Linked DNA regions of Mus musculus: regions 1 and 2 are each linked to region 3. The links are chromatin loops, found by intact Hi-C in ENCODE. Cell type or tissue: heart. All regions are shown on one strand.

Region 1 (8,000 bases), 200 kb after region 3:
AGCTCCATTTTCTTGCCAGAGAGCCTGGATCCAGGCAGATGGGAGGGCACACTCAGACATCTCCTCGGGATCCAGGCTGCCTTGTGAGTGGGCTGTGGAGAGGCAAGCATGTGAGGGCCACCATAGATCCTGTGGCTCCTCCCCAGGGCAAAGGACATCTCGTTCCCTCGCCATGTCCCTTCATTGCACATGGCCCATCTGCAGCCTAGACTGTTCTGCAGGCAACCTGGAGCCCTGACCGGAGTTCCTGGGTGGGAGATGCTGCTTAAGGACGTGTGTGAGTTTGGTCGGGACAGCGTTAGGCCCTGAGTCATGGATGCTGGCAGCAGTGACCCTGGTGGTAGTGATGAGGCTGCTGCTGTTTGACTTGTGTGCGCTTGTGTGTCTTCTCTCTTGTTTACCATTTGCTTTTGGTCTCTCCTACTGAACAGCCGCAGCTCCGGAGTCCTGCCCCATAAACATTGAGGAATAGGTATGACATCTACCAAATTATATAACTGAACAGACCACTCATTTGACCTGGGGTCTCTTCCCTGATCCTCTTTCCCACGCCCCAGAGTGCCACCTGCAGAGGGGAAGAAACTCCTTGGACTCATGCTCAGGAGTGGAGAGCCTGTGGGCAAGACCCTGTACCCTTCCTTTCCCAGGGCTGTACTGAGGCCTGTTACTATATAGCCTCACACCAGACCACTCATGCAAAATAAGCAATCAGTACCTGCTTCCTCCTAGCATATGTGCTATTAAGGACTTTCTTCGTGTCTTAGGCTCGCTGAATCTGAGGCTGACTTTGGCCATTTGTAAGTTGGACTCAGGACTGCAATATACAGTTAGCTGGCCTCACTTAATAGAAAAGCCCCACGCCCCCATCTCCGTCCTAGGGCCACACTACCTTTCTGAGCTCCCGGGTGCAAACCTGTAAATGGTTCCTGCAGAAGCTTGCCGAGCAGAGCCAACAAGATGAAGTACCTTCCCTGAACATCCCGAGCCTGGAAAGGAGCAGGGCCTGCCATTGTATAAAACATAGTCGCTCTCCTGGAGAGAACAAAACAGAGCTAACTCGCCAGCTAGAGGGACCTAGGAAACACATGAGGCTCCCCCAAACCAAGCTGGCAGGAACTGCTCACAGGTCATTTCTAGTCAGGTATGTGGCTGGGCACCCTTACGTAGGGCCCCATGCGGGCCTCACAGCCAATCTGTGAGTGCTACCCACTTGTCTCACTGGGCATACGAGAAGGCCAAGCCCCCTAAGGAAGGTGACCTGCCAAAGATCAGACCGTTGGAACCTATGAACTGATCTGAGGCCCGAGTGGATGCAGGTGTGGGTGTGACTAGGAAGAGAAAACAAGGTAGGTAGGTTGCATCAGAGCATGAAACAGAAGCGTCAGGGTTGAGTCTCCACTTGGAGCCACAGATGCAGCCAGAGGCTGGGAGAAGCCAGGGTGATAAACAGCATCTTGGACTGAAAGGTGCTCAGGCGAGGAAGTGGTACAGGTGAAGGTGTGGGCATACACCGTCTCCCACCCAAGGCTTCCCTTCCCTGGCCCCTGCTATGCTGCAGCCCCACCCCCGCCCCTACCCCCCTGCAGACACAGGCTATAGGTCAGGGTGTGCTCTCTGTACACCCACCTTCCATGCAGGAAGCAGCCCAGTTCAGCCTCCTAACTAACACTCCCAAGGCCAGAACCAAGTATGTAACATGCAAGCTGGATGCTAGGTAAGTTCACGAATGAAGAACACCTACAGTCTCCCCATCTGTCCATGGGTTACAGGCAGCGACTACCTAGCTAGGGAGGGGCAGCCGTGGCACCTGCCAGCACCTGCTCCTCACTCTTCCTCTCAGGAGTGGCTCATGCAGCCAGATGTCTCACGTCACACACATCCTGCTAGATTCTGTGTTGACTCCTGTGCTGCTGTACTGGGACACCATGTATGCTTGGCCTAAGGAATGGCTCCCAGAACCTCTGTTGTTCCTTCTCCAGGTACCTGGCAGCATGAGGATAACACTGTCAACTGTCGCCATACCCAGCGCCGGCGCTTATCCTCCAGCAGCCTGGAGGACCCTGAGGAGAACAGGCCTTGTGTATGGGATCCTATGGCTGTCTGAGGGCATCTGCACCTCCACCTGGGCGTCCCCTCCTGTCCTTGCCTTCCATCTGCCCTCACTGGACCACGAGCCTTCTGGTCATCTTCAACAAGACTCGTGGACTTCCTACTCACATGAAGGGAGGACGATGCGCAACCCTCCACCCACCTGCCTCATCGCCTGTAACCGCGATTCTTACCCTCTCAGAAAGAACCAGAAGCCTTCCCTCTGTGGGCTAATACGTGCCAGCCAAACCTGTGGGCCAGCTGAGCTGAGGGTCAGGGCTGGTTGTTTCTGTAGGCTTTCTCTTCTGAGTGGAGACCAAGAAGACTGAAGAGTTTGGCAGCCTTGTTAGACGCCCATGGACAGGTTTTGGTCTCTGGCACTCATAAACAATTAGAAACCTAACTTGAACTGGTTGGGAACTTGCTCCATGAGGAAGGCCATCCACTCCGGCCTCCCAGAACACCAGGAGCTCCTTGCCCACGCCTAAGGGAGAGGGTAGCCACCGAACTATTGGTTGGAAGCCAGATCTAACAGAGTTGGTCTCCTGCACCTCCGGTGTCCACAGTTAGGAAGATACCCCTTGCAAGGCCTGTCCTCCTCCAGTGCAGTCAGGAAGGCCTACTGGGCCACTTCCCTGCAGTGCTTGGGCAGGCTCTTCCCATATCGTCACTACAGCCACTGAGGGGGTCTTGAACCCAGCTAACCACTTCTCTGCCCTCTTTGTAATAGCTGAAGAACTAGGCTAAGAGCTGAGGCCCAGTGGTTCTCAAACTGGTGCACAGGAACACCAAAGGAATGGTGGAGGCTCTGGGGCCAGAGGATTAGGAGACCTCCCTACCCTAGTGCATTCCTCCCCTGCCTTTCAGATGGGATAGATGAGAGGTGGGCTCACCAGTGCTGAGAGATGCTGTCAGGTTAGCACTCAAAGCCATAGCAGCAAGCTGGCAGGAAATTGTTGGGTTCAGTGGGTTTTAACATGGCTCTAAAGTAGATGCCTATCTAGTGGCTTTTGGAACAGAAAGTCGTTCAGCGGAACATGAGATGGTTTGGGGATCAAGATTAGTGACAGTCACTTATGAGGGTGCGATACGAGGAGCTTTAGACTTGCAAGTGTGTTCTTTGAAAGGCTTTCCCCAAAATGCCAGTGCCCAGGATCCTGAGGGGAGGTCGGGGGTGGAGAGTCCGGCTGCAAACTTGCCATGTGGCTGGGAATGACCTTGAACTTCGGGTTTTCCTGCCGGTACTGCCCAAGAGTTAGGATCACAGGCCTGCACCACCGCACAGCTCTCCTTTCCATGGTAATCCCACTGTTAGGGGCTCTGCTGCGCTGCGGGACGTGGGACAGGCTGAGCTTCAGATCCCATGTTGCCCCTTCTGAACACCCTGCTTCCCGTCTTTTACTTCCTCAGCATCCCGAGGGCCCCTCCCTCCCACACTTAAGGTTTACACCAGTGTAGGCTGAGCAATATCCACACCTCCTCAAAAACCAGAACAGAAACAACAGGGAAGTTCCCTGAGCCTGGGACGGCTGCACGGCTGCACGTAGCCCTTCTCCCCTGGCAGGCAGTAGGTAAGCGGTGTTCACAGTGTGGTGTGACCTGGGAGGAGGGGAAGAAGCTGAGATGAAGGAGATTCGGGTAAACAGTAGCCACAGTGGCCAGGAACCCTCGAAAAAGCCATTATAATCAGCCCTTCCGTCTCCCTTCACAAGTGCTCAGCCTGAATTCCATAATCCAGGCACCCAGGTTAGCATACCCTTTGCTCTGCCTTGCTCATTCCGCCCCTCACTCTGCCCTTTTACTTCTTGGCAAGCAGAAATAGCCCATTCACAGGGTGGCCCACTGTCAGCTGCCACACAACCCAGTCCATTTGGGAACCATCCCTTTCTTGGGGCTCAAATGTACAGAGTCAGGCATGTTCTCCTGGTGCCGTTGGCTCCTCATCACACAGTATCTGCACCTTTCCATGCTTGGTACTGCCCAGATCTTGGCCTCCTCAAAGAGCCTTTTTGCTTTACCTAATTTCATCCCACCAGAGTGTCTATCCCCTGTGACATCTGCCAGGCACAGACTCAAACCCTAAGCCATCCATCCCACTGGGGAACTAGTCCTGTCCATCTGGTGTTGGCGTGCTGGCTGCACACTTTGTTTTAGGGCCTGAACACCTGTGTGTATGTGTGTGTGTATGTGTGTGTGTGCGTGCGTGTGCTCTGTATGTGCCATCTGTGTACCCCTCACATTCATGGAGTACACTTATAGGCACATTACAGTGGGGACATCAAGATGCAATATTTATGGATTGCTGCATGATTCTTAAAAGTGAATAAAACTGTTTACAGGGGCAAGGGAGCCATTAATTACAACGTGAATTCGTTTGTGAACGTATTCGTTTCAGTCAGTGGCTCAGGCTCTTTTTAGTATTTCTGCAGACCTGGGTACAAGGCCAGCTCCATTCCTGACTGCCCTACCTGCTTCTGCATCTGCCTTAAACCCGATCACTTCCAATCCTGCAGCTCGTCAATTATTAAAGAACCCCAAAGCTGATGGCAATAGGGAAAGCTAGGGCCCAGAATCCCTTATGCTTAGTAGTTCCCATCACTTAACCAGTTCCTGGCTAAATCAGTAGAACAAATGACCTCTTTGAGAATCTTGCAGGCCCAGGGCTTTTCTGTTTTTTGCCGGCTGGCTCTGCTTCCTAGACTGTCTGAAAGGGCAGCACCTCCGCAGATGCCCCTGGAATGCCAGCTTCCGGGAACTTGAGCAGGGTGAGTGGGCGAGCTGCTTACCGGGAGACGCTGGGTTACCCTACCCGCCTCGGTGTGTCTGCGAGCTGTGTGGCCGTTTCTGCGGATTATAAGCGACAGGTGGCATCAGAGAGTCAAACTTGCCTGTGGGCACCAGAGAAGACACTCGGGGACCAGGGAAAGGCCCCAGAAACCAGACAAAGGCCACTGGCAGCCCGGTGAGGGCAAAGACTTCAAGGGCACGGTTCCCCGAGACTTGGTCTGCAGAATCCGGGGCTGGGTCCCCTCAGCGGTCAAACCCGACGCGTTGGGGGAGGGGTTCCCGGGGCCTCGAGCGGGAGCCGAGCACCCGCCGTGAGACCCAGCGCGGGGCCCTCGGGCGGGAATGCACAGAGTCGGATCTCGGTGGCGGGTAGGGGGCTGGGTGGCGCGGGAGAGGGCGGCAGAACCAGAGAGTTCCAGAGAGTTGCCGCCAGAGGAGCTGCAAGGGCCCGCGGTCTCCTTGGAGACGTACTGGCCAATGACAGCAGCGGAAGCTGTTTATGGGGGCGGGGCGTCGCCATGGCAGCAGAAGAAGCCTTCCGAGCGTCTACTTAATGCCGGTCCCCGGGCCGTCGGCGCTCAGAGAAGCGCCGTCGGGCGAGGGGGGGGGGCGCGAAGAGGGGCGCCAGCACAGCCCTCGAGCTGGGGACAGAGAACCGCGGGAGGTGGGAGGAACTTCTTCCAGAACCTTCCTCTGGCTGGCTGCGCTCTGAGCCAGGTAAGGGACTGGGAGGGCTGTGGACCACGGGATGGGAGGGCGTCGGGACCTGCTGGCTATCCAGTCCATCGGTCGCCCACAGAAGTAGTGGGGCCACGAAAATGAAATCTGAGGAGTTCGGGAGATCGCTTCCTGCTCCTCCATAACTCGGTCCTGTGACCTTCCTTTCCCGAGACCCTTCATCCTAACACCTCTTTTCAAGGATCAGATGACCTACTTTGCCCCAGCCGCGTCGTACTGACCCCCCTGGACTATTGGGATGTGATCTTAGTTTCCCACTCTTTGGGGAAAAGAGTTAGTTTGGGCCTTCCTACCCTCTTCCCTCATTGTGGCCAACAAACCCTTCAAGGGCAGATGGAGAGAGGTGGAGACGCAGGATCAGACCAGGGTCCTGTGTTTCCCTGACCTCGCCACAGGCTGCGGGGATGAATGTGAGGGGCTCCCCCCCTAAGGCGCCTCTTTCCTCTCGGGGTAGGGGAAGAGTGTTCAGTTCCGTGGTGCTCCCGCAGGCCTCACATTCGTGTTCGGAGGAGGCGACCCCCTGGGTCGCAGAATGGAAGTGAGTGTTCTGGAGACTGTGTAACTGGAGTCTGGGTTACCAGCGGGCCAGAGAGCGCGGCGGGCCACTCCGGCTCAGCCTGTGGATGTTGACCGCCCCTTCGGAGAGTCCCCGCAGACATGGCGGAGAGCTGGCTGCGCCTCTGCGGAGCGGGTCCCGGAGAGGAAGCCGGGCCGGAGGGCGGCATGGAGGAGCCGGACGCCCTGGATGACAGCCTGACCAGCCTGCAATGGCTGCAGGAATTCTCCATTCTCAACGCCAAGGCTCCCACTCTTCCCCCAGGAGGCACAGACCCCCACGGCTACCACCAAGTGCCGGGCTTGGTGGCGCCCGGGTCACCGCTGGCGGCAGACCCTGCCTGCCTTGGGCAGCCGCACACACCCGGCAAGCCCACATCGTCGTGCACATCTCGAAGCGCGCCCCCGGGGCTGCAGGCCCCGCCCCCTGACGACGTGGACTATGCCACCAACCCACACGTGAAGCCACCCTACTCCTATGCCACTCTCATCTGCATGGCCATGCAAGCCAGCAAGGCCACCAAGATCACTCTGTCGGCCATCTACAAGTGGATCACGGACAACTTCTGCTACTTCCGCCATGCAGACCCCACCTGGCAGGTAGGGGGAGGAGAGGTGCGGGTGGTGGCCACTCCCTCCTCACGACCTCCTTCTGGCACTTAGCCAGGCTCGCATACCAGATCTGCAAGGCCAAGGAGACACCTGGCTGTGAGGTCAGGCCTCATGAGAGGCCTGACCACTCTGCCAGGTTCTGAAACTGCTCCCTTGTCTGGAGCCAAGGCCCTGGAGGTACAGACGAAGTTGTAGAAGAGGGACCAATAGGGCCCGGTGTAGCCTCATGTGGGATGTAACACTAAGGCACATTCTTGTCCCGTGTCCGAAAATTCCTAGACAATGATCTGCCCGAGGAATTAGTCAGAACTGGACTCTGAAATGGAACCTAGGTGACCTCCCTGCCAACTTCTGCACCCTGCGTCTAGAGAGTAGGGCAGAGATGAGCCCCTCTGGGTACAAAGATCAGTTGTCCAGGTGGAGGGGTCAGGAAGTCATCCTGAAGCCACTGACCAGCCTCCCACCTCAGCTCCTCCCCAGTTTCCTGCCCCCACCCCCACCCTCTCAGCCAGCCTCCCTAGGGGGGCAATTACCTGAGCCAGGTGCTTTCCACAGGGGCACTTCTGCTGCAGTGGCTTCGGGTTCTAAATCTCCAGAACCTGGCACAGAGCAGCCAATGGGCCAGGCTGCCGTGTAAACATCTCAGCCCTGCTGGCCAAAGGGTGCCCACTCACTGCCCACCTGCCTTGCTAGCATAGCCTGGGCCCCTGGACACCAGTGTGGTGTGAGCAGAACTAAGCTGCTGCGTGTGGAGAGGGCAAGATAAGGCTCAGTAGACAGAGACAGCACTGTGAACATCCTCCAGTATCAAGATCCATGTTCTAGAGACGAGGCCTGAGGTTGCCCACTCTTCCCTAAGGCAGCCAAGGAGCAAGAGGGCACGATCATAGTCCTAACCCATTCCAAATGGCTCTAACCCTGGGTCAAAAGATTCCCCAATCTTCTCCTTATTCAATGCCTTTGCCAACTCAGGTCCCAGAAAAGAGCCTTATGCGCTTGGCTGGGTAATAATCAACTGAGGTGGTTTGGGTGGGAAGAGGAGATTGTAGGGGGTGAAGGTCTAGGCCAGCAGCTGGCTCAACAAACAAGGAGTCACTAAATCTCCCAACACACACACACACACACACACAAACACACAGTCCTTGGTCACCCAGCCCCCTCCCTTAACCCACCCACTTCACAAACAGAGGGAGATGGCAGTCCAGGCCGTGGGGGAGCTG
Region 2 (8,000 bases), 44 kb after region 3:
GAAGTGGCATGCACATGCCCTGAAACCCTGTCTTGTATCATGGACCCTCGTGCTGCAGTTTATCCTTGGCCTTCTCTGATAAGACTCCTGTTTCCAAATTACTTTATTACAAAGAGGTAAGAGGACAGTGGGTGGGGAGATAGGGAACTTGGCTCGGTTGGTAAAGAGTTTGCTTGATCACACTAAGCCCTGGAGTCAATCCCCAGCCAAACATAACATGGGTGTGTGTGGTGATGCCGGCTTTTAATCGCAGCACTTGGGATGTGGAGGTAGGAGGATCAGAGTTCAAAACCATCCTCAGTTACATAGGTCACTGTTGACTCCTCCCCTCCCCACCCACACTCGGAGGAGGAGGAGGAGGAGGAGGAGGAAGAGTGGGAGAGGGGAAGGAGGAAGAGGAGGAGGAGAAGGAGAAGGAGGAGGGGAAGGAAAAGAAGAAAAGAAGAAGGAGGAGGAGGAGGAGGAAGAGGAAGGAAGAAGAAGAAGAAAGACACAGACACCTACAGAACTAATTACTTACTGTTGAGTAGAAAGCCTTACACCCCTTGAAAAATCTATATAGATTTTGGCCTAAGAATAAAGGCAAATGGTTTGCTTTTTCTATAGGAAAGTTAGTTTTTATTCCAAAAGCAATGGAGAGCCACAGATTTATTAGGGAGTGGGGTGGAGGAGCTCAGGCTGGCTGATGTGTGCAGGGATTGCAAAGTTCACACCTGCTTAAGTGTCACAGTTAGCATCTGAATCCCCATGGGATGCTCCCATCAGTATGGGATACTCCCATCAGTATGGGATGCTCCCATCAGTATGAGATGCTCCTCCCATCAGTATGGCATGCTGCCATCAGTATGGGATGCTCCCATCCATATGGGATGCTCCTCCCATCAGTATGGTATGCTGCCATCAGTTTGGGATACTCCCATCAGTATGAGATGCTCCTCCCATCAATAAGTGCTGGAGGTCTGAGACAAGGGGAGATGACTGTGGACGGCTCTCACTAAGGAGCCCTTGGTAGCCCTAGTCAGACACTTGTGAACGGGCGAACAGATTGGAAGGAGCCCTTGTTGCTTTGATTTTTTTCAAAACCTACTTTTCATGATGGTTCTTAAATGCTTCAGCGTCCCCTCTAGCCCACCACCCACCTGAGGCAGTGGAAAAGGAAGGTTACTAGGATACGGGGGAAGTGGACCTGTTTAGAAATGGTTCTCTGCAGCGATTTCAATCTCCAGCTGACTTTCCAAAGAAAATTGAAGTTTCCACTTCAAGCTCTTACCATATACTTCTGATATTAAGATATTCCATTTTGGCTGTGACCGGAAGCAATGGACCCAGTCGATTTTGGATTAAAACTGGCAAAACCAGGAACTTAAATACATCATTTCCCCTTTCATATTTCCTCAGGTATGTGTCATAGTATAAGATCATATGTGTTGGGGGCCAGAAATCGCCTCACAAGCCACACAAACACCAATCTCAGTCAGACAGGGATAGTTTATTGAGCAGGTGCCCCAGGACTGGGTGACGAGGGTCATGGTCCAGATTCAGGTTGCCAAGGTCATGAATGTGTTTTGTAAGTCCCTTCCTTGCATAAGATATGTATCAGCAATTGGTGATTCCGTGCAAGACACTGAAGCTTCACCCTTTTATGGTGGTCCCTGGTGTCTGGCCCTTGAATAACACTGAGAGAATAGGAAGACTGAAGAGGGTACCTGCCATGTGCTACTTAAAGAGCAGGAAGGGAAAAGGCCTAGCGAAACAGGTTATGAGGTGAGGCCAGAGAGCTTATCGGCCCTTCCTGATTAGGTCTAGTGTAATCAACCTTGGGGCTCACAATCTGAGTCCAAGTCAGGTCTGGCCACCTTCTTCAATATGTTAATTAAAATTGCAACTTGGGCACGGGAGGGATGGCTCAGCAGTTAAGAGCACTGGCTGCTGTTCCTGAAGACCCAGCAGCCCACAACTGACTCCAAACTACAGTTCCAGAGAATCTGACACCCTCTTCTGGCCTTTGCAGGCACTGTGTATGCACGGTGCACAGACACAGAAAGACTCAATGTTCAGGCAGATTTCTGAGTTCGAGTCCAGCCTGGTCTACACAGCGAGTTCCAGGACAGCCAGGGCTACACAGAGAAACCCTGACTCGAAAAGCCAAATTAAATTAAATTAAATTAAATTAAATTAAAATTAAAATTAAAAGTCGAACTGAAAACAGAAAGCAGAAAAGGGAGATTTATTAAACCTAGCAACATCGGTAAGAGGAACAGAGGAATCCAGAGAAGTCCACAAGTCTGTCCTCCGTCCAGAAGTGAGATAAAAATGTAAGCAGAAGGCCGAGGATTTGCCACCTAAGCCGTCCCTTCCAGGGCAAGGTCCCGACCATCATTGAGACGCCCTTGCATGGGCTTCAACCTCAGCCTGTAAGGTGGTCTGAGAAGTCTCTGGAGCTCTGTGAAAGCTGTTTTTGGGAGTCACGTTTTTTTTTCTCCCAGCATGACATTCCTGAGGTGGGTGGGGGAAGATCTTTACTTCTTTGGGGGTCCGTTTTTCAAACAGTCTGATAGATCGAGAGGCTCAAATGTCTCTTTGGAACGACTTCATCTATTTACACAAAAGTAAATGAACACACGCGCCTTCTGTATTTGCACAAGGCGAACTCATGCGGGCAGAGCGGCTGGCTGGGGTTGAGGGGGACGGGTGGGAGAACTGAGAACAACAACGGGCAGGAGTGCAACCTTGCCTCACGTGCAGACACAGATATAACGTCTAGGGAAGGCCTCCACGTCCAGATTCTGGAGCAGTTAGTTTAAGTGCCCGCAAAAGGGAAAGGGCCGGCTGTCCCTTTTCAAATAAATCCCAGCCTGCGCAAGCGTGGAGGGGAGCGCCGGAGGCTCGTTCATCATAGAGGCGTGAGGCTAGATTGTCTCCGGTCCCTGGGCGGACATCTTAGTTCCTGGCAGTAAATTTGAAAACATTTATAAGTACCACTAAACATGGCTGCACCTCCCAGAATAGTGGACATTAAAATACCTGTCCCCGGAGACTCAAACTCAGGCGAACACGCGAGTCAGCGGCGCCTGTGTCAGAACAGGCTCTCCATGCCATGCCCACCTCCCTGCCCTTTTCCGAGATGGCGGCGGGGGCGGACGCTCTAGCTGCTCGACTCGGTGTCGCGGAGGGGCGCGGCCTGCCGCGGGGTCCGAAGGAGGCTGCGGCGCTCGGCTGCGCCTTCGGTGCGGCTTGGAGATCCGGACGCATCTGTGTCGCGCCTCGTCCCTCTGCGGCCCCGCGCGGACCGCTGTAGCCGCGCCTCGGGCCGGAGGATGCCCAGGAAGCTGCTGCTGCTGCCCCCGCTGTCCGCGTGCTCTGCTCTGCGTGTCCCGCGGGCTCGGCCCGCCGCCTCGCCGGCCATGAACGCAGCCCGCACCGGCTACCGAGTCTTCTCGGCCAACTCCACGGCCGCCTGCACGGAACTGGCCAAGCGCATCACTGAGTAAGCGAGGTGGTCCCCGGGGTGGCCCTAGCCCCTCTCCCCGTCACCTCCACCTTTGCACCCGGGAGCAGCAGGTTTGGGCCGACTCCCCAACCCCGTCCCAGGGCCGCGGCGCACTCTTAACCCTAGAGAGGTTTCCTGCGCTTGCCCTGAATCTGACCATCGCCATTTCCAGGCGTCCCTAAAGCGACAGGCGATGTGGGTCCATCCTAGACCGAAGGGTTAGGACAGTCAGGGAGAAGGGAACTCAGAAGTACTTCGGGCTGGGCGGGGGGAGAGCCGCGATTACAAGTGTGTAGGATCAGTTGTACAAAAAAGTGTTTGCTTAGGGGTGTGTGCGTGTGTTAACCACTGACCTCAGGGGACCGTGGGGGCCCTGAGATGTCTTTCCAGGCTTGTTTGTTGTTACCGATGCTGGATGGATGAAGGACGTGATTTTTTTTTTTTTTTTTAAACCTTACTTACAAACTGTGGGTGCTTCTATGGGGAAGGGATGGGAGCGTGAGCCTGAACTTTGCGGAAATCATGGAGAAGAATCCTGCAGAGCAGAGCCTCCCGGTGCCCTGCTGATAATAACCGGTCTACTTAAAGGCCCCTTTTCAATTTTGGAGAAAACTAGAGCCCTGGTATAAAGAGCCTTAAGGGCCCTTTGTGAAATAAGCTTTTTAGTAATATGTATCGTTTCTCTTCTCCTTTATGGGACAGAGCTTTATCGTAGCTCCTGCTGGCCTGGAACTTAGTGAATGGATGAGGCTTGCACTCTCAAGAGTTCAAGCCGGGAGATCTGCCTGCTTCTGCCGCGGGAACACCACACCCATCATGGGCTTTGGTTTCTGAGATAAGGTCTTATGACCCTGGTCACACTCTAAATGGTGTGATATTTCTGGCCTTGGCCTTTCCGATGCTGGCAGTTCAGGTGCGCACTTGGACTCCCTGGCGTAAATGACTTGACTTTGAACATTTAAAGTCATTTTCATATTTCAAAAGTTCTTAGCTCCACCTGTTTTATTATCAGTTGGACTTTGAAGTGGGTTTAGGAGATATGTACAGGGAGACAGTCAGTCTCTCCGGTTTCTGTTTCTTTTCATGATTTATTTATCGTGTATACAATGTTCTGTCTGCATGTGTGCCTGAAGGCCAGAAGGGGGCGCCAGATCTCATTACAGATGGTCGTGAGCCACCGTGTGGGTGCTGGGAATTGAACTCTGGACCCCTAGAAGAGTAGCCAGTGCTCTTAACTGCTGAGTCATCTCTCCAGCCCCTGATTATTTGTCTTGTCCAGGCCAAGGATCCCTTTAAACATGAAAGTTGAGCTTGTTTGTATTGGGTCACACTTATCACACGTGACCTTGCCTTGAGAAAGCTCCACTTTAAAAATTAGTGGTTTTGGGCTGGAGAGATGGCTCAGCAGTTAAGATTACTGACTGCTCTTCCAGAGGTCCTGAGTTCAATTCCCAGCAACCACATGGTGGCTCACAACCACCTGTAATGAGATCTGATGCCCTCTTCTGATGTGTCTGAAGACAAACAACTACTGTGTACTCACATATAAATAAAACAAAGAAAAAAGATTAGTGGTTTTGCCTTTTGTTATGCTAATTCCAGTAAGCTTTGTAGACCAGGATAGATAGCCTTGCAGAGATCCTCCTGCCTCTGCCTCCCAAGAGCTGGGATTAAAGGCTTGAGACACTCCTGGCTTTTTTTTTTTTTTTTAAGTTTGGTCTTGCTAGTAGTCCTGGCTGGCCTGTTACTCACTATGTATCCCAGACTGGTCCTCACCTTACAGCAATCCTCCTGCCTCAGCTTCCAGAATGCTGGCTTAGTTAGTTGCATGCTCTTACCATCTTTTTTTGTTTTGTTTTGTTTTTGTGTAATAGGCGTCTTGGTGCTGAATTGGGGAAATCTGTTGTATATCAGGAGACCAATGGAGGTAAGTTAAAAAGTTGATTTTTTTTTTTAAGTTTGGGATGTGTTGTTATTGTTGCAGCAGCTACTGCAGTATCTCATGTAGCCTGGGCTGGCTTAACCTCTGAATCCTCCTGCTTTGCCGCTAGTGTTGGGATGACAAGCAGTCTCCGCCACTTCTGACCCTTATTCCATTCATTCATTTATGATAGGCATTAACTATATAGTCCATCAAGGCCTCAAATTCCCCACCCCCTTCTTCTGTTTGCTCCGGCCCATAGGTTTTTTTGTTTCTCATTACGGATGGTTGTGAGCCACCATGTGGTTGCTGGGAATTGAACTCAGGACCTGCAGAAGAGCAGTCAGTGCTCTTAACCGCTGAGCCATCTCACCAGCCCAAGGTCTCAAACTCTTGATCATCGTGCTGGGAGCTGGGTCTCTCCTTCTACCCTGTGGGCTTCAAGGAGCCAAATGCAGGTCATCAGGCCTCGTAGCAAGTATCTTCACCCTCTGTGCCATCTTGCTGGACCAGTCCCTTCAGCCTCTCATGTCCTGGGATTGTGGGCATGTACTCTCATGCCCAGCTGATAGCTTTCTTTTTTTGGTTTGTTGAGACAGGGTTTCTCTGTGTAGCCCTGGCTGTCCTGGAACTCACTCTGTAGACCTGTCTGGCCTCAAACTCAGAAATCCGCCTGCCTCTGCCTCCCAAGTGCTGGGATTAAAGGCGTGCGTGCACCACCACCCGCCCGGCTGCATTTTTTTTTTTTAAAGCATGCTTTTGCTTTGTTTCCTTGGATGCACGAGAACTCACCGCCCTAGCTTAGAACTTGCCCTGCCTTGGAGCCCGGTGGCACCATCACCTCCACGGTTGGCGTGCTTTTACAAGCAGACAGGACTCCAGTTTTGCTGTGTTACTTGTGCAGTGGGTGTGCGTTGTGCATGCAGGTGTGGGGCTCAGAGGACAGCCTTAGGGCATCGGTGCTGTTTTATTGAAGCAGGGTCTCATTGTTTCTGCTGCTCTGCAGAGAACGTACGGCAGGAGGGCTGGGGGTGTAGCTAGGAGGCTGTGTGTGTGTGTCTGTGTGTGTGTCTGTGAACGCAGAAATGTTTTCTTCAAGCATTAGAGGTCTGCGTCCTCTGCTCCCCTTCTTTAGATTTTCCGCCCTGACGCACATACCCTGTGATAACAAGTAAAGGAGAGATCTGTAGAACGTTTGTCTTTTCTTCTGTTTGGTGAATAAGTCTTAAACTTGCCGGGCAGTGGTGGCACAGGCACGCCTTTAATCCCAGCACTTGGGAGGCAGAGGCAGGTGGATTTCTGAGTTCGAGGCCAGCCTGGTCTACAGAGTGAGTTACAGGACAGCCAGAGCTACACAGAGAAACCCTGTCTCGAAAAAACAAAACAAACAAACAAACAAAAAAGGCTTTTCTCAATCAGTGATCAAGGGTGGGAGGGCCCCCAACCTCCTTTATGGGCGGAGCCATCCCTGGGCTGATGGCTCTGGGTTCTATAAGAAAGCAGGCTGAGCAAGCCAGTAAGCAGTGCCCTCCATGGCTGCTGCATCAGTTCCAGCCTCCCGGTTCCTGCCCTGTGTGAGTTCCTGTCCTGCTTCTCTCAGTGATGAACAGCGATGTGGAAGTATAAGCTGAATGAACCCTTTTCCTCCCCAACTTGTTTTTTGGTCGTGGTGTTTATCATTGCAGCAGTAGAAACCCTAAGACACAACCTTAGCAGCTTTTTTCTCTTAAGATTTAGTTTTCATTCATTTATTTATGTGTGTCACGTGTGGGGGCCTCCAAAGAGGTCAGGAGAGAGTATCGGCTGTCAGTGTGGGAGCTGCAGTCGGGGCGATGGAAGTGATGTGATGATGGCTCTCCTGTCCATCACTGCAGCAGCGCTCAGCATCCCTGGAACTGAGGCAGGGGCAGAGTCCAAGTGTCAGCGGCCTCCTGTCCAGCCCATCCTGACAGGGATGCTAAGATTCAAGTTCTCTTTACAGCAGACCCTGTCTTCCGTGCCATTTTGGAAATGTTCGACACATTTGTTGGTTTTGTCTTACCCCAGCCTTAACCACTCTGTGTACCCGAGTTCTAGTTATGATTACACCAGCTGAGGCTGCTTGGCTCCCTCTTCACCCAGCTGCTGTGTGTTTACTGCACCATCCGCTGTTTCCTTAAAAATTAACACTGTTTTTTTTCTCCTTCAGAAACAAGAGTTGAAATCAAAGAATCTGTTCGTGGCCAAGATATTTTCATTATACAGACAATACCCAGGTAAGACTTGGCACCACTTCAGGTGTCCATTTTTCTCTGGGAAATCTCCCAATGTAAGTGGCTGTCTTTTCGTGTGACCGGTAATCCAGGGTTGATTTCTGTTGTTTTGTTCAAGGTCTGCCTGGGTACAGACCGAGTGAAGGCCAGGCTGGGTAGAGTAGTGAGGCTTGCCTCAGAAGTCAGGAAATGCCGAGCATGTACACACACTGTTAATCCTAACACTCCTGAGTGAGAGTTCGAGGCCAGCCTAGGCTACAGAGCAAGTTCCAGGCCAGCCTAGGCTACAGAGCAAGTTCCAGGCCAGCCAAGGCTGCACAAACTTGTCTTGAAAACA
Region 3 (8,000 bases):
TTCAGGATTCCCGGGAAATTGACACCACAGCATCTAGCAATGGTCAAGTGTCAGTATTGTGGGCTCCAGACTGGAACGGTTGCCCAGGTTAGGGGATTGGCATCTACCCTGTCCCACGGCTTCCTTTTCATTTCTGCCTAGAATTCCTGTTAAGTGCAAGCAGGGAAGGGCTGAGGTGTCCTGGGTGGACCCAGAGATAGCTCATGGGTGTAGCCCAGTTTATTTTTTAAGAAATTGCGCCTGTCATTTTTCAGTTTGGTCAGAAGAGTCCCTTCCTTGAGATGTAGCCAAGTCTTCCTCTCACAGGGTCCTAACAACAACGTGCAGGTCCACCCAAGCTTGCCCTCAGGCAGGAGCACAGGGCACTGACTCAGCCACACTAGAACATCCACCCAGCATGGATGATGGCTTCCCTGTAGCTACATGAAGCCCACTGCATAATACGCCCTAGCACTTCCCAAGACCACTTGAAATTAGAGCAGAATTGTATGTAAGCGGCCCCGGGGGAGGTCCCAGCGCCTGTGAAGAAACCAGCAATTGACAGTGCCTAGTAAAGAGGTACAGTTGATCTGAGGTCCACAGTCTTCCTGTGTGTGAGATAGGGCTGCTGGCCAGGCTGAGGGCCTCTGCAGCTGAAGTGGGTCTGATTATCAGCCCGTAGGGAGCGAAGTGCCCAACACCAGCATGATTGTCCCGTGGGACATAAATAAGTGAGTTCAATCCCTGATAACACAATTCCATAGCCCTTGCTGGTGTTAAGACCCCATTCCCTTCCCAATCCCCAGGATAGGATCAGCAGGTTGGAAAAGTCTCTTTATTTGAATTTGGTTCCCAGGGAAGGTCCCTAAGAGCAATGGGGAGTGTCTTCTATATGCAACTGGTCCAGCCAGCAGGGCTCTACTGGGGATGTTACTCTAACTGGAAGGTAGAGCCTTTCTTTCCAAGTCATAGCCCCACCTTCTAGCTTTCTCTGCAGGGGTCCCCACCACTTCCATAGGAACTTTAGAAATAACCTCCCATACCAGGAGGTGGGTGCGGGGGAGGGTCCCATCTCAGCCTAGACAGAGTAGACAAAGGCACAGAGTTATGGTTCTTCTGGAGGTGGCCCCCGCCGGGAGTCCCGGCCGGATGGGGCATCTCTGCTGCCACAGACCATCCAAAGGTAGTTTGGGTGCACTTGGCCCTGCACAGCTTCACATACCATCAGCTCTCCATCCACAGAAAACACGCCCCTCTGGCTCCTGGGCTCCAGGCGGAAAGCAACCACGGGCACATGAACCAGGTATGGACAGTCAAGTTCCATATGCTTGCCCTTCTGCATGGCCAGGAAGAGGCGCAGCAGCGCAGCCCTTGACACCCCCGCACGTACGTAGAACAGATGCATAACACCAGCCTCACAGCGGCCCATGGGTGCTGCAAACAGCTCGGAGCTCAGGTGGGTGTGTAGCAGCACCAGCACCAGGACGAAGTCCTGTTCTGGTACCACAGTCCAATGAGAAGGCACTGGCTCCTCCAGAGGAACAAGGTGTGTGTCGACGGGGCCCTTCTGCACCAGTGTAGAGGCGGGTCTCTTAGAGGCCACAGTTCCTACAGGAAGGTAGGCCAGTTGGCCTTGGTAGATGCGCAGGCTTGCTAGGCGAAAGAAGGTGCCCACTGTGAAACGAATCTCCCCCAAGCGCCTGTACTTCTCACTCTCGAGGTCCACGTCAGCAACAAAGCCCCAGGACAGACTGAGCACAGAATAGAGCCGCAGCCCAGAAGCAGTGTGCAGGGACAGCAGGTTCATGGGTGACAGGCGCCGGCGGCACAACAGCAGTGTGCAGTTGATGAGCAGGTCTTCATTAGTCACCTGCTCGTACCTGCAAGGTTAAAGATCAGATGGGACAGGAGCCCTCTTGCGTTCTCTTTGTTCTCCTTTTGAGGAATGGGGGCTAGCAGTGCAACCGTGGTCCCTAGGGAGTCGCTGGAGTCAGTGACAGCAGATGGAGGCTCCCTAGGGCCAGTAAACTGAGGACAAGACTCCAGCAGAAAGTGGAGCTTCCCACAGGAACTCAGAAAATGGCGGTAGGGGACATGATGCCCACTCTGACCCTCAGCTCTCACCCAGCATAGTGGTTCACAGAAGCTGCCAGCGCATTGCCGGAGCCTCCAGGGAGGCTACACAGGGGTTTCTGGATGGCAGTCTCCCAGTCTGGCCGTTCCATTAGCCCATTCACCACCTGTTAAATAGGCAGAGTGTCTCAGTCTAGGAAAACCATCCCAAGCCCTCTGGGCCATCCTCTAGCCCATCCCTTACCTCATGCATCAGACCATCACCGGACATGACTGCCAGGGCGTCCCAGTGACCCAACTCCTCTGCACACACCAGCTCCCTGGCATGGTTCTTCCGTTCTGGTGGAAGAGTTGATGTTCTCAGAGCTGGTTTTCTGGCATGAAATGCTCCCTTCACCCTCTGGGGTCAGCACTCACCGGTGAGTATCAGTTTAAAGGTTATCTCTGCCTCCTCCAGGAAGGGCTGCACACGGCTCTGGAAGAGCTGCAGAGCCTTGCCCTTGCCACCCTGGGGGTTCAGCAGCACCAGCACTCTGCATGGCCGTGGGAGCAGTCCTCGAGGGCATTCTACTACAAACAAAACACAACACCACCACATGGGGCTGGAGAGAGAGCTTGGTAGGTAAGAGCACTTGCTGCTCTTCTACAAGACCCAGGTTCAGTTCCAGCACCAGAAAGGTGGCTCACAGTGGTCCCGAACTCCCAGGTCCAGTTCCTGAGGATCTCTACGCCCTCTTCTGGCCTTCAAGGGCGCCAAATACACAGCCTAGTGCTTATACATATAAGTGTTCTGTCAAAACACTTAAACACGGCCGGGCATGGTGGCGCACGCCTTTAATCCCAGCACTCGGGAGGCAGAGGCAGGCGGATTTCTGAGTTCAAGGCCAACCTGGTCTACAGAGTGAGTTCCAGGACAGCCAGGGCTACACAGAGAAACCCTGCCTCGAAAAACAAAAACAGAATGGTAATGTCCACAACCAGTCGCTAGAGGGCCGAAGAGAGCTACGGGAACAGTTGGGATCCTCCACCCATCAACACAACCCTGCCAGAGGAAGTGGCCTCCCACAGGTTGTCTGGGAGTGAGTGGGACACCGCAATACCTCTTTCCTTGGCCCCGGGACAGACGATGTCTGGCCTCGCGGGACAAAATGTTTCTTTCGAGTGACCCTAGGCTTCTTTCTGCTGTCCATCATTTCTTGGGGGAAGAGATCTCATTAGCCTTTCCCAGACAGGTACCCCACAAACCTGGTTCCATAGCCAGGTCCCGGGGCTCCCGCTGACAAGGGGCCACCGGTGCTGCCCCGGCGCTGCTAGAGGTAACGGCGGCTCCTGCGTTCAGCTTCTTATCGGTGTTGCCCAGGAGGGTGTCTGGCGACTGGCCGTGGGGCTCGCCCTCTCCACCTCCCTGGGCTGTGTGAGCGCCCTCGTCATTCCCCGGGGCGGCCAGATCTGAGGGACAGGAGGAAAGAGTGGTGGGGTTCTCTGCCTGGGCTTCCATGCACGTGGGACAAAGTGCCCAACCAGAGCCCCTGGCTCGCGACTGAATCACCAGAGCCCCGTGGGTGGGGGATCTAGCTTTCCAGAATGAGCTTCCCACCCCACGAACATTCCGTTCCAGGGGACACCGGATTCGGACCCGACGCATGAGTCAGTGACCCGTGGCTCTCTTCGTCGGGCCGGCTCTTCACCCTTCGGGCTTGGTGGAGAATCCAACTGCATACAATTCCCAGAACTGGCATTGAGAGGCGCGTACTCTGGGACGAAGAACCCCATCGCAACCTGCGCAGTCGCCCGGTCCCCTGCCTGAACTACGAAGCCGCTGAAGCTCCGAGTCTCCAAGAGGGTGGGGGTGGGGGTGCGTGCCGCACTCGTGAGAACAGCGCCCAAGTCCCGCAAAAGCCTGCCTGTGCTGGGCGGACCCACAACTATGGTCTGCCCTGCCGGAGCGCGAGTGTGCACTGAGGCGCAGGCGTGGGGCCGTCTCCTTCACGGACCCACGAAGGCACCGCCAACTACGGGAGGGCGCGCGCGGGGGAAAGGGGATCCCTACCCAATCTGTCCCACGGGCGGCCAGTGGCGGAAAGCAGCTCCTCTCCGACTCAGACCCGCGACAGAGGGACAACTGAAGCACTGGGCTGACACCGACTCCAAGGGATCGCCCCCCTCCGGTCTCAAACTTTTTGCTCAATTTCACGGCGGCCCGGGGAGGGCGCTGAGCCTCTGGGCCGGCCTGGCCACGCCCCGCGTTCCTTGTGCTCTCGGGGTGGAACCAGAGTTGCGCGCAGCTCTGGTCCCCCACCCGCCCGGGATCTCACTGCACCTCCCCGAACACAGTCGCCGCCAGCCTGGGCTCGGCCACGCGCAGATGAGGGGCAGGATCCCCGGATACGATTGTGCGCCCGGTGCTGGAGGAACAGCTTAGGAAGTCCGCAAGAGGTGGGGTTCTGAGCCCGGCCTGAAGCAGCGCATCCGCGGAGCGCGAAAGCGAGGGCGCAGCCCACATGCCGGCGCCCAGCATCCGAGCGGGCTTCGGGTACGCGTGGGTCTGCGCTTACTGAACCTCGAAACTGCTGTTCACAGTAGGGATGCAGCGCCTCTTTGGCGTCGCTTAGACCTAGCCTGAATTCCACATCCAGACCCTAGTGCTGTCCTGACTCTGGGCCAGGGTCGGGTCACCCGCCACCCGCGAACTTCTCTTCCTCCCCTGCTCCTCCGCGGTGCCTTTACTTTTAGCTTCCAGATGCAGCCGCTGGCTCACTCAGACGCCGAACCCGAAGCAGTCTGGCACGCCTTTCAGGAGAAAGCTGAACCGGTTTGGGGACGAAGTCGAGATGAGAGTACCTCGTCAGCAACCTCCAAAGGTGGAGTCTTTCCCCCCAGGGAACACTATCAAGGCCTGAGATGCTGCCTGCCGCGGATGATCGGGATCCACGATCCTCACCGACTGGAGGAACCCAGCAGTGTGGACAGGGCAATGGGGGCTCTCATCAGGATTGGAGAGGCTAGCATGGGGGCGTGGTCCCAACCTCCCCACCCCTTCGGGCGATCTCGGGGTGAAAATGCACACGTGCCCCGGTGTATGCGCTTCGGTGGAGATAAACAAGACGCATAGTTGTGTAAGTGATATATTTCATGGCAAGTGACCTGAGGGTGTCCGTGACTAACCGGAGTTAAATTTTTGGAAGATTATTAGCGGAGACTTGGAAAAAGAAGCTCCCAAATCCTACCAAGCACCAAAAACAGACACCAAACTCCCAAGGAAGCTGCATTGGTTTAGCTCCGGTTACAGAGAACTGGCGCGCCCACACCGGCCCCCGCGCGACCCCACCCACCTCTATCTTCGCATCGCTTCTTAAAGTCCAGAAGAGGCGAGTCCAAGAGGAAAACGAACCCAGATAAGAAAGGATTGCAGTGAACTAGGTCACGCCTTGAAGGTGGCTTCTCTCCCAGAGGACCCTGGAGTTCCCCGACCGAGTTTCTCAGTATTTTAGGAGTCCCCAGGAGGGCCAGGGGCACAGGCTGGACCTGCGGTTCCGCACGCGTCACTGCAATATATGCCTTGGCTCTGTACAGCCGCGGGACAGCCTGACCGGATCATGAACGCCCCGAGTGCCTTCCGAGAAGGTGACTCAGCGACACGCTCACGGGTGGAGAAACTCCCGGAAACAACCAACCAACCAAAAAAAAAAAAAAATGAGGATTTGGAGGGAGCAAGGGCGTCATCACCCACCCCCGGTTCCGCGACTCGTGGCTACCAAGATCTGGTCCTGCACCTACCCCCATCCCCGGCTTCCCACCTTACACCCCTGGAATCTAGCGCGGACAAGGAAGGATTGCAGCTCTGCAGCCGCAGTGCCGTGGTCACGCGCTGCGGGGACACGAGTCGCGGTGGGAGGAGGGGGCTCTGCGGGGAAGCCAGGCTCTCTGCCACTCGCTCCCTTGTCTACCCTGCCCCCTCCCCTTACCAGAGACCTAGGGTCCAGATCTGGCGTTGGTATCTAGCAGACTCAGGGAGGAAACTATTCTCCCCGAGATTTTGAGCTTGGAGGGGGGCTGGCTGCCCAGACTGTAGGAAACACCCTCCTCTGCTCTCTCACGGTTTGGGAAGGAGTGTTTATCAAGCCCGACAAGCAAGTCATTAACAACTAAAGAGGAGAAACTGAGGCACGGGGAAGGAAAGATCGGGCTGTGTGTAAATTTACGCTCAAAATGCCGACCTGGATCAGGGTCTCGCTTTTCTTTGAGGCCTGGGGCTGGAACTTCTCATACTCTGAGGGCAAGCGTGGAGCAAGGTTGACTGGAAACTCAGTCCGTGGGAGAGAGCAGAAGCAGCCTGCAGGACATTTTATACTTGGGCCTCAGGGCCGGTTCCCCTTCTGCTCAGAAGAGACCCAGTGGGAGGGGGGTTCCAGTCTGGCGCTGGTTCCAGTGGACACAATGGCTCCTCTGTGTCGGCTGCCGCCTCATCCTCTGGCCTCCTCACCTCTCTGGTCTCTGCCTCTTTCATTCTTGTTCACCTCCCCCATTCCATGCAGCTTTCTAGACCCTTTCCTTTCCTAAAGAACTTTATCCTATCTGTAGAAACCGGCAAACAGCACCCCTGGCCCTGTAGCCGGGAATGGACAAGAACAAGATGTTGGTTTTCTTTTGTGTCTCTGGAAGGATTGGGAGGTGAAGGGCCTTATGGGAGCTGTCAAACCAATTCCCAACAAAGCTTATAACAAACCCCAAGCCCTTCCCCCAGTCTGGGAGGCCAAGTACCACCAGAGCTTACTCTGTGTTAGCTAGGCTGGTGTATTGCTCCCCTCAACAGCCACTTCAGGAACCCAGGGTCTGAGAATCTCCAGGAGAAACAGTAGCTAGCTCCAAGCACAAGTGCACAAACACAAGCATGCAAGCGTGTACTCTCTCTCTCTCTCTCTCTCTCTCTCTCCCCCCCCCTCTCTCTCTCTCTCTCTCTCTCATTAGCCAGCCTGTCAGCAAGGTGCAACTGGCTTTGGCCTTGGGCCAGTCTGGAATTCTGACTTATCAGCTCAGCCTCTGTTCCCAGGCCATACCTGTCTCACAGGTGAAAAGAATTGTTTTCCTTCCTAGGCTCCTCTGGGCAGCTTTCCCAGAGAAAAGTACCCAAGTGCCCCCCACACCGCCACCTCCTCCCTCCTACCTCATGCTAGAGAAAAGACCGGGAGTTATTCACTAGCCCAGGCCTCTGCACCCAGGAATTCAAGGCTGCCAAGTGGCCAAATGTTTAAATTGGTTTTGTGTGTGTGTGTGTCTGTCTGTCTGTCTGTCTGTGTCTCTGTCTCTATGTGTGTGTTTATGTGTCTCTCTCTGTGTTTGTGTGTATGTGTGTGTGTATGTGTCTGTGTGTGTTCATGTGCATACCTGTGTGCCACAGTATGAGTGTAGAGATCAAAGGACCTTCTAGGGTCTGTCCTCTGCATCCATCACGAGGTCTCAGGGTTTGAACTCAGGGTGTCAAGCTTGGTGGCATGTACCTTCAGCTGCAAAGCCTTCACTGGCCCTGATTGTTTTCATTAGGCAAGAATACCTGGAACCTTACCTGCCATGCCTGAAGCTAATAATTCCCTGGATAATTATTTATTTATTTATTTTTTTTTTTTTTTAAGAATCTGGTCTTGCTGGAAAGAGATGGCTCAGCGGTTAGGAGCACTGACTGCACTTTCAGAGGTCCTGAGTTCAAATCCCAGCAACCACATGGTGGCTCACAACTGTCCTGGAACTCACGCTGTAGACCAGGCTGGTCTCGAACTCGGAAATCTGCCTGCCTCTGCCTCCCAAGTGCTGGAATTAAAGGCCTGCGCCACCACGCCTGGCTTTTTTTTTTTTTTTAAGTTGTATTTATGCTGTCCTCAGACACACCAGGAACTAAAAAACTAGGAAAAACTAAAGGTCCCACCCTGTCTCCCAGTCTTTGGCCACTGGCA

What was found. A loop is a pair of places that touch in the nucleus more often than their neighbours do. Peaks named below come from ENCODE experiments on the same cell type or tissue, not always from the same donor. Only the 100,000 strongest peaks of a DNase experiment are listed, where the experiment ranks them.
Region 1: a loop joins it to region 3, with 2.3 times the contacts of the local background. A loop is called at or near these places in 2 of 42 quality-filtered maps.
Region 2: a loop joins it to region 3, with 2.1 times the contacts of the local background. A loop is called at or near these places in 16 of 42 quality-filtered maps.

Annotation. Positions count from the first base shown.
Region 1 is chr11:116,332,810-116,340,809 of GRCm38, reverse strand. Foxj1 (forkhead box J1) reads left to right here and starts at 5,456. Exons shown (of 3, transcript NM_008240.3): 1 at 5,456-5,592; 2 at 6,102-6,768. The coding sequence starts at 6,271. It overlaps Rnf157 (ring finger protein 157), which reads left to right. Exons shown (of 19, transcript NM_027258.1): 19 at 1,980-4,465. The coding sequence ends at 2,104. In heart, a CTCF peak has its summit at 4,984; a DNase peak (open chromatin) is centred at 5,339; H3K4me3 peaks cover 3,154 bases; H3K27ac peaks cover 2,215 bases; H3K27me3 peaks cover 4,965 bases.
Region 2 is chr11:116,485,535-116,493,534 of GRCm38, reverse strand. It overlaps Prpsap1 (phosphoribosyl pyrophosphate synthetase-associated protein 1), which reads left to right and starts at 3,189. Exons shown (of 10, transcript NM_026364.1): 1 at 3,189-3,487; 2 at 5,365-5,417; 3 at 7,600-7,666. The coding sequence starts at 3,318. In heart, a CTCF peak has its summit at 4,628 (motif pointing right); DNase peaks (open chromatin) are centred at 854, 2,874 and 3,154; H3K4me3 peaks cover 2,573 bases; H3K27ac peaks cover 2,442 bases.
Region 3 is chr11:116,529,471-116,537,470 of GRCm38, reverse strand. Sphk1 (sphingosine kinase 1) reads right to left here and starts at 5,020. Exons shown (of 6, transcript NM_025367.7): 1 at 4,103-5,020; 2 at 3,298-3,501; 3 at 2,470-2,622; 4 at 2,297-2,391; 5 at 2,104-2,219; 6 at 801-1,859. The coding sequence starts at 3,307. The coding sequence ends at 1,085. In heart, CTCF peaks have their summits at 2,801 (motif pointing left), 3,047 and 4,253; DNase peaks (open chromatin) are centred at 3,100, 3,510, 4,330, 4,910 and 4 weaker places; H3K4me3 peaks cover 3,988 bases; H3K27ac peaks cover 4,338 bases; H3K27me3 peaks cover 4,932 bases.